Linked DNA regions of Mus musculus: region 2 is linked to region 1. Evidence: chromatin contacts called from ENCODE Hi-C or POLR2A ChIA-PET data. All regions are on one chromosome and are shown on one strand. Each heading gives the region's core, a stretch centred on a gene start or an enhancer-like site at or near the end of the contact. The rest is flanking DNA. Distances are from core to core; before and after follow the strand shown.

Region 1 (2,939 bases), core at 166-2,665:
AACTGCTGAAGGCATATCCCAGCCTGATGCCTTTGAAGGAAAGCTTTGGTTTCCAATTCCCTGTCTCTGAGTAGCAGCAAGCCTAGTTGCCACTCTTAGGGACCCACTCCCTTTAGGAAACTTACCAACAAAGGCAATTTGCAAGGGGGACAGTGAGGGATATTTTGAAAAATACTACCACATGGCTATTTATTTTTTCAGAGCCAGTACCAGCCACTTCAAAACCATATTTTATAAGAGGTGTGACCTGTGCCCCCCCACTCCATTTTTGCTAAAGAACCCTGCTCCCTCACCTTGTTTTAAAAGAAAACTGACAATGAGCTTTCTTAGAAGCCTGTGTTTATTCCCAAGCTATTCTTATCTATAAACAATAGTGATTATTTACTGCCATCATCGAGGACTGACTACAAGTCTAAACGTTTTCAGTGGGTTAGGTGATAATGTCAGGCCGTATGGTTTAAACCTGGCCCTTTTCTGTGGAAACATTAATAATTCTGAATCGGTGTTTCTAAAGGATATCCTATCCAAATCACCAATTTTGATGGGAAGGAAACGAATAGCCCCCTTTTCATACAGGATAGTGACAGAAATCATATTCTTGTCTCTTAGGGGACAACAATCCTAGATCAAATTGGCAAGTAACTATGACCTCTGATCCTAGTCTCCTGTGGATGGCAACGTCGTCAAGTACTCGAGACCTTGATAACTGGAAGAATAGGACCTGTGACCTCTGTTTCTTGGGTGTTGGTAATTCTGAATCTAAACTCCAAGTGATGGTAAACCCTCAAACTCCTTTATCTCGGAGACAGAAAGCTCCGATCCTGGCTTAAAGCAGCACGGTGACCTCGAGCTTCTCTCTGGGTACATGAAAGAATCTGGTTGCCGTTTGATGCGCTTGGGAAACCCAGATCACCACCCCACAGGGCGCCCCTAAGTACTCACGGCCCAGCTTCACTCCCGGCGGCGGGAAGCTAGTGCCCGCGCCGGGGCCACCGCTGCCTCCTCCGCCGCTGCCGCTGGGGCCACCCCCGGAGCTCGAGGCTCCCACGCCCCCACCCATAGCCCCGACTGACGCTTTCCCGCCGCCAGTGCCTCCTGGGCCAGAGGCCGAGCCCCCGGGGCCGCCGCCACCACCTCCGCCTCCGCCTCCTGGCTCCGCGAACGAGCTGGTCCGCGCCCGGCCCGAGCCCCCAGGGCCGCCTCCCGAAGGCCCGCCGCCGCTCATGGCGCCGAGCGCAGGCCCAGGCCGCGGGGCTCGGGCTGCCTGGGCTGCCCCCGCCGCTGCCTCTGCCGCCGCCTCCCCTGGGCTCCGGCCTCTTCCAGGCCGCGCCGTTCGGGCTCCGGCTCCGGCCCAGCGCCCGCCGCGGGGCACGCCGGGAGATGAAGTCCCTCTGCCGTCGGCTTCGTTGTCACCACCCTCGACCCGCACAGCACTCTGGGAAATGGAGTTCTCAAACCCTCAGAGTAGCTGACTGCTGGGGGCGGGGTGTGACGGCTCGCGCTGCACACCGGGAAATAGAGTCCTGGCTAATGTCACCCGACTCTGCCAAAAGCTAACTTGGAAGCACTTTGAAAAACACAGTCAGAGCCACACACTCACTACACAGAGGAAAAAGCAAGTCCCTTAGAGTATCTCAGAAACGAAATCTTAGCCACTCCAATACTGAGCAGCATCCAAGAATGATGCACGCCGGGAAATGGAGTCCAGCCACCCACCCAATCTGTGGGCCATCGGTGACTTCCTGCACCGCGTGCATTCTGGGAAATCGAGTCCGCACCCGTGAATACTTAGTACTCTGGCTGTGAAGCACACTGGGAAATGGAGTCATCACCACGCCCTCACCGCATTGCAGGTGTAGAATGGTTGATAAAGCACTATAGGAAATGAAGTCTCAGATGCTCCTCAAACCTTAAGTAGATACTGTAACTGGAAGGAACTGATAGGAAGTAGAATAGGCATCGCGCTCTCTCAGGCCAGCTAGCAGCGTCGCAGTTCCTTCCGGGAAATGTAGTCGACACCAAGAGTTATGCGCGTCGCTTCAATGAGCCTGGTGTCTTCTGGGAAATGAAGTTCAATATTGCCTCACCATTGACGAGGCTGATGAGAGCTACCAGCAACCAGAAGCATGCTGGGAATAATCCACAGTAGACTCTGACTCTTCGTGAAGCTAGGCTCTGGGGCTTCGTGGGAGCTGTAGTCCAAAGGGAGTACTGTGGCTGAGAGTGTAGGTGAAAGGTTAAGGACAATTGTTCCCAAGGGAGACTATAATGTGTTACAATGTCTTCTCTGATCCCTAGGTCTAAGACCTAAACCGATAAGTGAGTGCTAGAAAAAGTAGTCCCAAGCAACCACATATAGAGAAGAGAATAACGTCTCCTTACATTCTCAACGGATTTAGTACAGTAAACAGTCCCGACTATGCCTCAGAACATTTGTTTTCCGATAGTCTACCTTTTTCCCTAGCAATATGGTTAGGACCAAGAAGATGAGCTGCAGGATTTAAAAAAAGAGAGAATTTCTGTCCTGAACCCCCAATTTTTTGCGTCTATCCTCTTCCTAGATTACAGGATTCTAGATAATCTGAATGAAGGGAGCCGACTACACGAAGGAGTTTCAGCTTTCTTGAGTATGTCGAGTCTCCTGTTAATCAATTAATACCCGGGAAAAGTCGCACCAAAGTAGGAAACTGGGGGCTGGGGGGGGGGCGCAGAGACAGAGGTCAAAATGCTGTCAGCTCTCGTGCCTCAGAAACGGAGTCTGTGCTCTACTTTACTCGCAGCCTGTGTTCGTCCTAATTGTTGGGGCTTTTCTGAAGCCTACAGTACTGTCTGCTCAGTCATTTCCCTATTGCAATTCTCAGTGGACACGGAATGGAGACAGAAGGTACTGCTAGCGCTTCTAAAGACTACGTTATCCAGAAGGCAACGCACGGGTACTT
Region 2 (2,939 bases), core at 180-2,679, 160 kb after region 1:
GACTATATAGTCAGAGACTACAAGACTTTAAGCTTCTTTCTGATCCTCTTGCCTCGGCCTCCCTACTTCTGAATTATAAGCAAGTGCTATGATGCCTACTGTGTGTGGTCCTGGAGACAGACCCTTGGGCTTTGTCCATGCTAGTCAGGTACTCCAGTAATAAGCTACATCCCCAGCTCCAGGATTTTTCCTTTTATCATACTGGCTTGTTTACAATGTTTTGTAAATGGGTGAATGAGAGAGGTTGAGACAGAGTTCCACTCTGTAGCCCTGACTGACCTGCAACTCACTATGTAGCCCGGGCTTGCCTTGAACTGACTCAGCTTCCCAAGGACTGGGATCAGAGGTGTGCGGCACATGCCTGGCAACAACAGTCTTATTACCATCTGTGTCCTCAGCTCTACTGAGACTGCCCTGCTAGTTACAGAAAGCCGAAGCCTGGCACCTCTAGGTATTGAATGTCTGTCTCGGGATGAAATCTTTGTGACTAGAGCCTTTTAGATTCAGAATTAAGGTTGAGGCATACAACAGCTGTCAGCTCCACACTCCCTGCTCTGAGAAGGCTGAAGGTATCCATCTCCCTGCCCTCACTGGACAGGTACAGGAAACCCAACCAGCTCAGTGCCTCTGTGTCTCTGTCGTCATTTGGGAAATGGGCTGATCATAATGACAGCTGTCTCATCCAGTTACTTGTGGCAAGATCACAAGGATAAATGACGGCTCCAGCCAGTCAGGATACCCTTGGGGCAGAGGTGGGATCTGATTCACAGGTCTGAGGCCTGGCACTAGGAAGGGCCTCAGGAAATGACAGTCACTTCTCAGAGCTGCGAGCCTTTGTGAGTGTGCTTACCTGAACCCCGTGCAAGGGAGGAGCCTTACTCAAGCAGATTCTTTCTGACTCCTCATGACACTAAGGGCAGCTTGGCTATTAACAGCTCCACGTCACACTTCACACATTCCTTTGCTTATCAATCTAATAAATACTTGAATGTCCATGTGTCTGGCATTCCCTGTAAACAAGGCAGACACAACCCTACTCTTAGGGAGACCAGTGTCTAGTAGAGTCAGACACTCTACTCAGCACACTCAGCCAGACAGTAGACTTACATACACCTCTCCAAAACACACACATTTGAATCTGACAACAGCCCTACAGATGCCTGTTGGGAGCTCAGAAAAAAAATTGAGAAAAGGTCCCTGTTCATTACTTCACATTCATAGCAATTTGGTACAATGGGTCTTTGCGATTGAGGTTCCATATCGCTTCAAAGCATAGTGTTCTGCTATGTGTCTTTGTTGGGGGATAGGAGGCTTCAGGGTCCTGCTTGAGCTCCAACACTTGTCTACCAAAGGAGGATGAGGAATGATGAATTTGGGGGTTTTGGGTCTGGTAAGCCATGCCAGGTTTTTTCTGGTTTTGCCTGCACAGGAACCTGTCCCTGGAGTCTGATAAAGATCCATGGACTGCCGGTGGAGCTGCATAGCGGAGGGCTTGCTTAGTGTTCACCAGGCCCTAGGTTTGGCTGTAAGCAGCGCCACAAGACAGACAAAACTCATAACCAAACCAGGACTTAATGCCTGCTCTGATTGAGCCATGCAAAATCTTTGGTTGTTCTGCCACTGTTTCTCCAGCCTTTTGGATCCAGGGAAGCTAAATGGTAACTCCCTCCTTTCTCTAAGGACAACGTAAAAGTTCTCATGTTTTGCAAGTCGCCCCAGGGTTGCTGGGTTGATGAAGGTCGATTGTCAAAGAGCAGATGGATGGATTCACTGAGAGAGTAAGAAGGGGCTGCAAGGAGCTCTTCCAATTACCGGATGCCCCTTCTGCCTACCTTTTGCATTCTATTTATTTAGAAAAAGCGGTTAAAAACCCTTCTACGTTATTCTTTTAAGAGGGCAGAAGACATGAAAACCGCTTGAACCGAAACAGAAAACACTAAAGGCACAGCTCTTGGCCACACAGAAAAAGGAACCTGAGAGAGAACCTTATTCCGACAGACGAGCATTTCGGACACTTCCCCAAAGACCGCACTGGGACAGACGTAGTCCTTACGTCTCGGTGGGGCATTCTACTCTCACATCACCCCCCCCCCCACGCGCAGGACGGCAGTGGATCAGTCCACGGGTCTCTTCCCCCTCGTGGAAGTGGGTCAGTTCCCCCAGTCCCCAGTCCCCCGCAGGATGTGCGGGATTTCTTTTAAGCTGTTACCGACTCACCTTTGATCTTGCCTTTTCGCCACCGCCTGCGACTGCGGTTCTTCGATCCTTCTTTGCCCTGCTTGGAGGCCTGGGCCCCCACGGGCGCCGATTCCACGGCCGGCTCCATCAATTCTTTCCAGTCCTGGCGCGGGGCCCAATTCCAGCGATCAAGTTCCTCTCTTAGAGTCAATCCTAGTTACACACCACTGCCAGGCCCCCAAACCATCCAATCCTGGGCAGGCTCCTCGCGGAGCTCCGCCTTTAATGGGTGGGGCTGAAGGTCTTGGCCCGCCCATCTGCTCAGATTAAAGGAACCGCGCAGTGCACCGTAACGACAAACAAAAAACCAAAAACCAAAAACCAAAAAAAAACCCGCAGTCCTGGAAGCAGCGAGAAGTGCCCTCACAGCAGGAATAGTGAGGAGTCGCGTTAGAGTCACCCCAACAAAGAATTCTCAGTCATCTTGTGCAGGTGCTGACCCTCGCCATCTCATTCACCTTTCCTTGAACCTGGCCCGCCCACTTGCCCCGGGAGCCGGAAGAACGGGCGGGCGGGCAGGGGGCGGGCAACCCAAGGCGTGGGCGGGGACCGACTTGGGGGCGTAGCCGCGCTTGGTAGCCGTTTGGAGAAGCCCCGCCTTTTCCTCCGCCCCCTCACGTGGTCGTCCCTGTTTTTTTTTTTTTTTTTTTTTTTTTTTTCCCCCCCAGACAGGGTCCTAGGCTGTAGTTGAGGGTGGCCTT

What was found. A loop is a pair of places that touch in the nucleus more often than their neighbours do. ChIA-PET counts read pairs that join two places held with the same protein, here RNA polymerase II (POLR2A).
Region 2: a loop to region 1 is called in a map of left cerebral cortex, with 3 times the contacts of the local background. The contact joins the promoter of 4732471J01Rik here to the promoter of Gsk3a in region 1. A Hi-C loop is called at or near these places in 9 of 37 maps with a recorded cell type or tissue (gastrocnemius, heart and left cerebral cortex). POLR2A ChIA-PET finds 5 or more read pairs at or near these places in 4 of 5 experiments (Patski and embryonic stem cell).

Annotation. Positions count from the first base shown.
Region 1 is chr7:25,236,436-25,239,374 of GRCm38, forward strand. Gsk3a (glycogen synthase kinase 3 alpha) reads right to left here and starts at 1,416. Exons shown (of 11, transcript NM_001031667.1): 1 at 943-1,416. The coding sequence starts at 1,225.
Region 2 is chr7:25,393,284-25,396,222 of GRCm38, forward strand. 4732471J01Rik (RIKEN cDNA 4732471J01 gene) reads left to right here and starts at 1,430. Exons shown (of 7, transcript NR_015569.3): 1 at 1,430-2,670. It also overlaps a transcript of Lipe not described here.